2 separate regions of the Homo sapiens genome follow, and region 1 is linked to region 2. The links are chromatin loops, found by intact Hi-C in ENCODE. Cell type or tissue: PC-3. All regions are shown on one strand. Links, peaks and the distances in the headings refer to the core of each region. The heading gives the core; the rest is flanking DNA.

What was found. Hi-C counts contacts between places; a loop is a spot of excess contacts. Peaks named below come from ENCODE experiments on the same cell type or tissue, not always from the same donor. Only the 100,000 strongest peaks of a DNase experiment are listed, where the experiment ranks them.
Region 1: it touches region 2 in a loop (9-fold over the local background); 1 of 110 quality-filtered maps calls a loop at or near these places.

What each region holds. Positions count from the first base shown.
Region 1 is chr10:7,372,125-7,377,608 of GRCh38, forward strand. The region is part of intron 2 of SFMBT2 (Scm like with four mbt domains 2); the gene reads right to left. Among named protein-coding and RNA genes, the nearest start is that of SFMBT2, 36 kb to the right of the region's middle. In PC-3, for the core only: no CTCF peak of the experiment used is centred there; DNase peaks (open chromatin) are centred at 2,817 and 3,597; H3K4me3 peaks cover 469 bases; H3K27ac peaks cover 2,371 bases.
Region 2 is chr10:7,308,216-7,314,333 of GRCh38, forward strand. The region is part of intron 4 of SFMBT2 (Scm like with four mbt domains 2); the gene reads right to left. Among named protein-coding and RNA genes, the nearest start is that of SFMBT2, 100 kb to the right of the region's middle. In PC-3, for the core only: no CTCF peak of the experiment used is centred there; a DNase peak (open chromatin) is centred at 3,306; H3K27ac peaks cover 2,667 bases.

The sequences.
Region 1 (5,484 bases), core at 1-5,000, 63 kb after region 2:
GCAGACTGGTCTCGAATTCCCGACCTCAGGTGACCCTCCCTCCTCAGCCTCCCAAAGTGCTGGGATTACAGGCGTGAGCCGCCACGCCCGGCCTTCTTGAAATTTTTGAATTATAAGTAGGAAAAGTAAGTCTCTCTTAATACTTTGTGTACTCTCAGAAATTGAGGGAAGAGGATCATTTTTGTAAAGTCAGAAGAGCTGAATTGAAAGGCTATTTTAAATTTTGCCTTCTAAGCCCAAGTTGCTTAGAATGGCCTCCTCAACTTTTGCTTCAATAAAGTGACTTACAGTCAAACATCCAAAAAAGAAAAAGAAAAAGCTATCAGGAGAGAAAACCTTTCCTTGGTGGTGCTCTAACATTCGGTCCCACCCAGGGATTGACGCCCTTCAAACAGAAATGCACTTCCTGAGAAAATAAGTCAACAGGTCCTGCAGCCTCCAGTGAAGAATGGATGACACCAAGAAGTTTAGAGCGTCACAGACACAGCGAAGTGAACTAGAGAGAAAGCAGCCGTCTCCTGGAAAACACCTCAGGGTGGTACCTGATGGCTCTGTTGACAGTCCCCTGCCTCCCAACGGCACTGGGCACCTCTTACCAAATTTGCTTTCCGATGCACTAGTCAGAGGCGTCAGCTCAGCACTATTGCTCTGCCCCAACGTCCTGATGCAGTATCTAAGGATAGCAAACTTGCTGCAGACAAAGTCCAGAGCTTCTTTCCATCCTCCTTGTCTGGCCTCAGCTTGAACCAGACCCTCCTGCAGCCCCCTGCCTGCCCTAGCCTGTGTCAGTAACTTCCAGCTCTACAAAGCAGCCACCGCCCTCCCAGGCACATCCTAAGAGCTCTGCTGTGTTCGAGTGTCACTTCTGTGCTACAAGGCTTGCTATGATTTGAATGTCGTCTGTCCCCACCAAAAGTCATGTTGCAATCTGATTCCCAATGTGGCAGTGCTGGGAGCTGAGGTCTAGCAGGGGCTATCTGGGTCATGGGGGCAGATCCCTCATGACTAGATTAATGTCCTCCCTCAGGGGTGAGTTCTGGCTCTTGAAGGAATGGATGACTTCCCTCGAGAGTGGGTTGTTAAGACCCTGGTTACTCTCTTGCTTCCTCTTTCCATGTGATCTCTCTGCACACACCTGCTCCCCTTCCTCTTTCTGCCAAGAGCGGGAACAGCCTGAGGCCCTCACCAGATGCAGCTGCCCGTCATAGACTTCGCAGCCACCAGAATCAGGAGTTGAATAAACCTTTTCTTTATAAATTATGCAGACTCGGGTATTCTGTTATAGGAACACGAAACAGAATGAAACAGTGGTTTACAGGTATTGCCTCACAATCCTCCCAAGAACGATGATGGATGTATACTCACAGGGGCAATCTTGAGAGCTCAGAAAGGACAGGGAATCACCCTGAGCCACTGTTGTCCAGCATCAGGGTCAGGAGTCCAAAGCTGGAGCTCTTATGAAGTACTTTCCCCCTCCTTCTCCCACCTGTATCATGCACCAGAAACCACCACTGCCACCACCCGTGTCTCCTGCAGAATCCTAGAGAGGTTTCAAAGTGATGAGTCTGTCTCTCCATGTTGGTGAACCCTGAAACAGTCTACAGCCAAAAAAGCAGGAAAAGGGAAGACACAGGAAGCCGTGGCCACCTGCGAAGAGGAGAAGAGTGGACTGAGCTCCCAGAACCTGCGTGTGAGGAAGAAGAAGAGCACCTGGGAAGAAGACATCGGCATGAAACTCAGTCCTGGGCCGAAGGAGGCACAAGGTTCTACGTAGGACTCCGAGAATGATAGCTGCTGAAAAACGGGACAAGTTGTCCTGGGTGACTCCTTCCTGCAAATCACAAACATGCAAATCGAGGCTGGGCGCAGTGGCTCATCCTGTAATCCCAGCACTTTGGGAGGGCAAGGAAGGTGGATCACTTGAGGTCAAGAGTTCAAGACCAGCCTGGTGAACATGGTGAAACCCATCTCTACTAAAAATACACCAATTAGCCAGGGGTGGTGGCATGCACCTATAATCTCAGTTACTCAGGAGGCTGGGGCAGGAGAATCACTTGAACCCAGGATGTGGAGGCTGCAGTGAGCTGAGATGGTGCCACTACACTCTAGACTGGGTCACAGAGCGAGACTCCATCTCAACAAAACAAAACAAAAAAAAGGAAACACGCACATTGAGGCGGAACCTCAGAAACTGCCTGCAGTCACCAGCACCTGGGATGAGAGGCTTTAGTGACCCATCCCATTACCCACAAAGATTCGATGATTCTATCACTTCAGATCAGGGGAGACCAGAGCCTCCAATTTTCAGCCTCAACACTGAGACCGCTGGTTGCAGTTCTTTATTCTCCATACAATTCTAATCTATACTATTAGAATTTTACCAAAAGTTTTGTTTCTGTCAAATTTTAATTCATTACAACTACATTTCCCAATATACAGGGTTCTACAGACTTCAGTGCACATGGTTTCATTCAGTCAAGTTAACCAGGAGGTCAGAGGGTGCCACTGTGTCTCCCCTGCAGGAATCAGTAGAACACTAAGCTCTGTCCCTCTCTGCTGGTCTAAAGAAAACACTTAAAAAGGTAACCAAAAGTCAGACCTAGAATGGGATTTAAAAAAACTCAAACCTTCATGCCCAGCACTGATGACTTGAACTGTGCGTTATAACAAAGTCAAGCACAAAATTTACGGTTATTCACAATACAGCCTTTTAAAATGGGTCACGTACAACCCTTCCCCAGGCCTATGTGCCCCAAGGAGCTGATTCTCCAAAGACATTTCAATGAGCAATAGAAAAACACACAAAATGTTTATGGGGAGAGGTCTCATAAACCCAGAGCAAATATTTATAGCTGATTCATAAACCTCTTAAACCCATAAACATTTTATCAAGGAAATTCTGACAATCTCCCTCCATGTAAATGAACCAGTGGGAAGTATTTCCCCATGATGTCATGAAAACCGACTAGGAAAAGCTACGAAGAAAATTTCACAATTTAAAAGAAAACAGTGTTCATTAGCAGCGATCCAGTTTTAGAAAACAGAAAGCTATTTATGAGGCAAGAATATTTCATAAGAAACATAAAAAGAATACCTCACTATACCTTACTAGAAGCTGGAGTGTAAGTGACGTGAGAGTGAAAAATGGAATAAACAAACGGCCCATACATCTTTGTTTAAGGAATAAAATCTTGGGTTTGTACAATTTTACAATCTGAAACAAGGCTGACTTTACAAGGCTGAATATTAAAGCCTGTGCCCACTACACCAATAAAGGAACCGGGAATTGGCAGATTCAGGGTGAATGCTTACTGAGCACCTTCTTAGATGCTAGATATTTTTTTTAATGTGGAAAGAGACAGAAAGAAGACATTAAGTCTTTCTTCTTGTAAATACTGATAGTCATTTAATACTATCCTAAGATTTAGAAATTAGTTCCACCATGAGTATATTCATTGGAAGCATCTGTGCAAACAACTCAGAAAGGAACCGTGGCCACCTGCCTAGAATCTGAGCTCACAACTGCAGAGCCACCCCACAGGCAGGGACAGTCCTCACGGCACAAAGGTCCTCCTGACTCATCCAACTACCCGATGGCCAGAGTTACTCTAGGAGAAAAGAAAAAACCACACACACACACACACACACACACACACACACACACACACACACACACAAATCACCTAGCCAGGGGAAGCCACAGCTATTCAAAGGAGGGTTAAGGAAAAAAGGGAATACCATTGAGTCACACAGGACCAGTTCCCAGCGTGAAGAGTGAGGCCTGAATTTTTCTAAGAAAAATGTTGATTCCTTTCCTTCCCAAATAGAAGAGCCTGTGGTTCTCCAGTTAATACCAAATGCCAAGAAGAAGAATCAAGCTCACATTTTCAGCATAATTCTCTCCACTGAGGCTCACCCTGTCTAAATGTGCAACACCGCTTTATCTATAGACTTCATCAGGAAATTTCACGTCGCAAGCCTGTAAAAAGAATGTCAAGGAATCTACTGAACACTGTGTCAGCATATTGTTCTGCTTGCTTTTATCACAGCAACTGACAACGCCTGGAATCCCAGCATTGGAATTTCCGCACACTTCCTTCTTGGTGTCCCCTGGGATGATGCTGTCTATGGTGTCTGCTGGGGAGGCCACAGATCCTGAGCTATTTCCTCTCCCTGGGCTTATTCTAATCACATATTCAGTGTTCCTGGGAGAAAGAGTAATTTTATATTGTGCCTATTTCATTTACAGGACTTGGGTGTCGGTTATTGATCTCAACTGTGATTTGAGCTTTCCTTAGAAAAAGGTCCCCCCACCCTGTAGTCCCGGCACTTTGGGAGGCTGAGGTGGGCGGATCACGAGGTCAAGAGATCGAGACCATCCTGGCTGACATGGTGAAACTCCGTCTCTACTAAAAACACAAAAAATTAGCCAGGCGTGGTGGTGGGCACCTGTAATCCCAGCTACTGCGGAGGCTGAGGCAGGAGAATGGCGTGAACCCGAGAGGAGGAGCTTAAAGTGAGCGGAGATCACACCACTGCACTGCAGCCTGGGTGACAGAGCAAGACTCTGTCTCAAAAAAAAAAAAAAAAAAGGCCCTCCCACAAAAAAAAAAAAAAAAAAAAAAAAAAAAAAAGCCTGGTAATGAGACTGAGGCCAGCTGAAGTCTTCCTTCTTGGGGGCATCACTGCAAGGAATCATAGCCTCATAGCATCTCGGGGTGGACAGTGGCAAAAAAAAAAAAAACAAACATAAGAGAAAACACCCGGCCGAGTGTGGTGGCTCACGCCTGTAATCCCAGCACTTGGGAGGCCGAGGCGGGCAAATCACGAGGTCAGGAGATCGAGACCGTCCTGGCTAACATGGTGAAACCCCATCTCTACTAAAAATACAAAAATTAGCTGGGCATGGTGGCGGGCACCTGTAGTCCCAGCTACTTGGGAGGCTGAGGCAGGAGGATCACTTGAACCAGGGAGTCAGAGGTTGCAGTGAGCCGAGATCGCACCATTGCACTCCAGCCTGGGAGACAGAGCGAGACTCCATCTCAAAAAAAAAAAAAAAAAAAAAAAAAAAGAGAAAACACCCCAAGCGGGTTTGATTTTCCTTTCTTCGATCCCATAATTTTCTCAAGGAAAAACTTTAGTCACTTGAGTGTAGTCACTTGCGAGGGAGACAGTAACACAGTGGTCCCCAACCTTTTTGGCACCAGGGACTGGTTTTGTGGAAGACAATTAGGCACCGGTTTTGTAGAAGACAATTTTTCCACAGATACAGGGGATGGGAGGATGGTTTCAGGACAATTCAAGCACATTACATTTATTGTGCACTTTATTTCTATTATTATTACATTGTACTATATAATGAAATAATACTGTAACTCACCATGATATAGAATCAGTGGGAATCCTGGGCTTGTTTTCCTGCAACTAGACAGTCCCATCTGGGGGTGATGGGAGACAGTGACAGATCATCAGGCATTAGATTCT
Region 2 (6,118 bases), core at 699-5,698:
AGGCCTGGTGGTACACGCCTCTAGTCCCAGCTTCTTGAGAGGCTGATGCCATAGGATCATTTTCAGCCCAGGAAGTAGAGGCTGCAATGAGCTATAATTGCACCACTGCACTCTCCAGAGCGATGGAGAGAGAGACCCCATCTCAAAAAACAAACAAACAACAACAAAAATTTAGCACCTATTAAAAGGCATGTTACATACCTAATAAATACTACAATAAATTTAGACCTTTTCCTTAAAAAAAAAATTGAAAGGTGGAGGTCACTTGATGGAGAGAAATATAAGGAAGGGTTGAAAATGCTACATTAATGGGGCCAAGGACAAATGTCCAAGGATGCTGGAGATGGGGACATAAAACTTCCAAGAAAAAGCACATGACCCAAGGTCACCAACAGAAAGAATGTAAGGTGAATGGCAATGTGATAGTCCTGGCTCCCCTGCAGCTCTCTCATTTCAGCTGTGCTAAGGTAGCTGGTGATCAGCGGCTATTACTTGATGTAAAACATTAACGTGCTGGGGAAGCTACCGGGAAAGTGGGCCCACTTTTACATTATGCAGACATGAATGCTGTACTTACCAGTTACACATGAACTCTCTCACACTACAGAAGCCTGCACAGTAAACAATCAACTGATTCTGCAACACATAACTAATGCCGGATCAATAAAGAACTACAGACCAGTAGAAAGAAGAAAAATGAGCAAAGACACTTACGCACTTCCCAGAAATGGATATCCAAATGGCTAGAAAACATGTGAAAGGATCCTCAAGTTCAATGGTCATGACAGTTAATTTTATGTGTCAACTTGACTGGACCACGAGGTGCCCAGATATTTGGCCAAACATTATTCTGGGTGCATCCGCGAGGGTGTTTCCGAAAGAGGCTAACATTTGAAATTGTAGACTGAGTAAAGTGGACAGCCCTCCGTCATGTGGATAGACCTCATCTAATCAGTTGAAGAACTGCATAGAACAAAGGGCTAACCTTATTCCTGCAAGGAAGGGGGACCTTCTCCTGCCTGAATGCTGGAGCAAGACGTCGGTCTTTGTCACTGTTATGAAGCGGCTGTGTAAACATTTGTGGACTGACCAATATCTGTTCACATAATCCATGTCAGAGATTGATGGTCTCATCAGCCAGGTACACATTGTCCAGGTCTGCTGCCTCTCAGTTAAAGCCACAGGGCTGATTCTCACCCGTGAAAAGTGAAGCTGTGCTTTCTCCAAGCTCTTTCTTTCCTATCTCCAGCTGAATGCAGAGGAGGACGAGGCCTGACAAAGATGGCAGGGCCCCAGGATAGAAGATAGCTGGCACATGGAACGGGGGTGTATAGGAAAAGCTGTCTGTCCCTCACATTGGACTGTGACAGGATCAACAAAATTAAACATCACAGCATCAGGCCCTGAGATGTGCTGACCTGTCGCAGCAGCTACTGAGGCACCCTGAACCTGCCCTTGTTACTTACCCTACTACATTTTTATAAGGGAACATATATGCTCGCCTTACTCTCATGTTAAAATAGTAATTCAGTAAATGTCCTACGCATAGCCTCTTACATCCATAATAATCCTTTCAAGAAAGGAGGAGGAGGAGGTGGGTGTCTGTAACAATGAAAAACCAAAGACAATTCAGCCAGAAAAACCAGTAAAGACCAAAAGACCTAAATATGCCCTTAGTAAGCCCAGAGATGGCTCCAGTCTAGACCAGGGTTTTTTAATAGTATCAGCACTATTGACACTCTGGACCACATCACTCTGTGTTGTAGGGGACAGCGCTGTATTCTGCAGATGTTTAGCAGTACCCCGGGTCCTACACACTAATGCCAATAATACTGCCTCCAGTTGTGGCAACAAAACTTGTCTCCAGATATTGCCAAATATAACCTGGGGAACAAAATCCTCCTTAGTTGGGAACCACTGGTTTAGAGAGAGCACCTGGTGAACAGTTTCAAACATCTATATTAACTTGATGCTGTCTAGCCAAATGTCACATGTTGATTCGGTACACAGAAAGACCTCTCCGACAAGGACACATCATGCTGTCCCACGCCAGAGGGGAAATGCCCAAACCAGAACAAGGTGCAAAACCGGGCATGAATGCCAGGCGCTGAGAACTCCATGTCCCAAGATGCCGATTCCAACTGCTGGGATCTCATGCCACGGTTAGTGCACCCCGTGCCCAAGGCACTTACCTTCCTGAGCTGAAAGGTGAACTTTGTTTCTGTCCTACCTCCTCAAGCAATGAAAGAAACAGACAGTGATAAAGGGTACATCTAAACATTTTAATACAGTAGTCCATTCTCTATCTGTTCTAATGAGGAAAAACAGTGATGAAATTGATGAAAGGGGTGGGTAACTCAGGAATCACTGACATTTACTTTTGGCAAAGTCTGTCTGATTTTTCCTCTTCCTAAATGGATCTTCTTCAGAATTTTCTTTTGCTAAGGCTCATATGAAGTTGCTGTGCATTTTCTGACTACATGCTAGCTCCATAGAGGAAACAGGCAGGTTTGAAAAAAAGGCTTCGTGTGCAAAAAATGTCAGCCAGGGCTAGACGCGGTGGCTCATGCTTGTAATCCCAGCACTCTGGGAGGCCAAGGTGGGCGGATCGCCTGAGGTCAGGAGTTCGAGACCAGCCTGGCCAACCTGGTGAAACCCCATCTCTACTAAAAATACAAAAAATTAACTGGGCATGGTGGCGGACGCCTGTAATCCCAGCTACTCAGGAGGCTGAGGCAGGAGAATCGCTTGAACCCGGGAGGCAGAGGTTGCAGTGAGCCAAGATCGTGCTATTGCACTCTAGCCTAGGCAACAAGAGAAACTCCATCTCAAAAAAAAAAAAAAAAAACAAAACAAAAACAAAATAAAACAAAACAAACTAAACTGTCAGCCAGGGTTACAATTACAAAGTTTCCCCTAAAAAAAAAACAAACTGTTTCATTCTAAATCTTAAGATGTCCCATTATACAATCCATGTAATTGTACACAGAACAAATCTCTTCTTCCCAGTCTATCGAGCACCTGAATTACTAAGAACATAATTGCCCTCTTTGAACTTAACAAGATTAATCTAGAGCTAAACATTTCCAATGGCTATCTCTAGGTAGTCCATCTTTCATTGTGACATTTCAACAGCTATACTCTACTTTGCAAACTAACAGATTCTTCCATTGACGGCGACTCGGTATTTTTCTATCTGCAAATTCACCTGCTAAGAATGTAAAGTGATTTTTAAAGGAGAACTTGGCTAATAAATCTATCACATCCTCCATCGTCATCCAAGAGTGACTAACCCACTTGGGTTTATCTTGATTGACTTACAACTCTGCCAGCAGTCGCTCAGCTACACAGAGCAATAAATGATCTCCCTGCAAGCTGCTATGATTAATCACCACCCTTCAGTTAAAGTCAATATCCTACTCACGTCATGTTGACAAAAAGAAAAATTTGGTAATAAGAAATAGATTTCCTTTATCTAGGCTGAAGATATATAAATTACAATCAGATTATGTAGATAAAATACATGAGCTAAATTTATCTGCTGTAAATACACTTGTCACAGCCCTTCTAAATGCCTCTAAAAAAGGGGGTTTATTGAAGTGCCGGAGTTAGTGGGCAGTTGAAGAAAGGCCCGGGCAACAATTCCTGAAAAGGTCATTTGTAACTCATTCAAATTCTTTCTTTTCACTCTACAAGTCGCAAACTAAAAATCTCTTCATTTCCCTGGCCCAGAATGTTTTTACGAAGCACTTACAAAAAATACAGAAAACCAAACACCGCATGTTCTCACTCATAGGTGGGAATTGAACAATGAGAACGCTTGGACACAGGATGGGGAACATCACACACAGGGGCCTGTCGTGGAGTGGGGGGAGGGAGGAGGGATAGCATTAGGAGAAATACCTAATGTTAATGATGAGTTAATGGGTGCAGCACACCAGCATGGCACATGTATACATATGTAACAAACCTGCACATTGTGCACATGTACCCTAGAACGTAAAGTATAATTTAAAAAAAAAATTGCACCACCCTAAGGCATAAGCCATAGGCTTGTAGGAGTAGTAACGGCATCAACAGGGCTCTAGAGGTCCGAGGGAGCCGAGGCCACCACCCAACGCAGCCAAACTACCAACGGGTGAACAGCACGAGCACGTGATGAGTCCAGCAGACCATTATCCACATCTTCACAAGACAGAAGTAAAGCACAAGGGAGCAGCACAGATTTGGGGGAACAGGAATGCTGAGGCCAGAAGTAAAATACAGAATAAAATAGAGGAAAAGAGAATGACGAGAATCCAGAAATTTTGCCTTAGAACCCACATCCTGGACAACCGGCCGGAGACAGCCTCATGTTTCACCCACTCACAGGGGTTTGAACTGCACATAGTCACATAAACATCCAGCAATAATCAGCAAATCAGTAGACTGCAACTGCCCGGAGACCTCTGTTCTCAGCTTAATGGTCTGTTTCGTTTATAGCTATTAGTGATCTTCCTAAGGGGCGTTAGCGAATCACAATGGTGTTTACTGAACCCCCCAGAATAGAAAGTCATGCTGGAGTTATTTTTTCCCTTTAGTTAATTATAAAGTGCTGAAACTGAGATTTTAATTACTTACCAGGTAAACAGACAATATAACCTAATTCCAGAAGGAGAGGGACAGCATTTCAAAGTAAAAACTAGACAGATTTTCTGGGATTGGGGATGCTTCCAGGTTTGGCTCTGCCAAAGGACTGTAATGAGAGGATTGGGGTGCTCCATCCACCTCGGGAGAAATAAACTAAATAAAACACTGAGTTCTGCTCTCAGATATGACCTGCAGCCAGTATTCCCAGCAGCGTTATCCTCATAGCATCCACCACCTCCGTGCAAGATGCTGAGCCCAGAGCCTGTACATCCCATAAGTCATGAAGAAAATAAATTTTAAAATACAGAGAGAATAATACAATTGTTATACATAATAATATATATTATATATAATAACATATAACATTATTTATATAATAAATATAATACAATTGTTCTCAATTGTATTGTTCTACAACGCAATTGCACTGTGTATGGTAAAAACCTAGAGGGGCGAATATAATATTCAACATTGACTAAAAAGTTATGTGACATATCCATACTGCACAGAAGCAATGGAGTGAAATAAGATGGCACGATTGCAGCTCACTGCAGCCTTGACCTCCTAGGCTCAAGCAATCTGCCCACCTCAGCCTCCCAAGTAGCTGGGAGTACAGGTGAATGCCACCAATCTTCGATAGTTTTTGTGTTTTCTCTACAGACAGAGTTTCGCCATGTTGCCTAGGCTGGTCTCCAACTCCTGGGTTCAAGTGATCTGGCCTTCCAAAGTGCTGAGATTACAGGCATGAGCTACCGCACCCAGCCAAACAAACGATTGGGGTTTTTTGTTTTTGTTTTTGTTTTTGCTGTTTTGTTTTGTTTAGAGATGGGGGTCTCACTTTGTTGCCCGGGCTGGTCTTGAACTCCTTGGCTTGAGTGATCCTCTCGCCTTGGCTCCCAAAGTGCTGGGATTACAGGTGTGAGCCACCATGTCCAGCCAGGTTGTAAGATGGTTGAGTGAAACCAACATGTCTCAGAACTGTGTGTTTGGCAAGACACCACTTTTCTCATCTAAATTTCTAATGTAAAATACCTTCATAAGAGTATCTTTATAGAAACAGGAAAATATCTAGATACATGCACAGCTTTTCTGCAGTTATTTCTGGGAAGTGAGTTTGAAGGGGGGAGAGGAAGGAGGACTTTCACATTTTACTTTATATATTTATCTACATGCTATTTTCATTTCCAAGTTACTTTTGTCATTTTTTAAAAAGTAATGGAAAAATAGCATGAACCCCTATTGAAATTATCACTGATTCAAACATGTCCTAGTTAGAACATTTAGTAAGAGTCTAATTTAGAATCATTGCACGTTAGGATTTACTCTTATATCCAAACTAGCATTTTCCTTCAATAGAGAAAAGAGGGACAACCCCTTAAGTGGGAGGCAGATGACACAGCGCTAATCAAAATGGGACACCAAACAGTTTTAGTTGTTTCCACTTGCTGCCTCGCAAAATGACTAAATCTGCTAACTTATTTACAAGTTA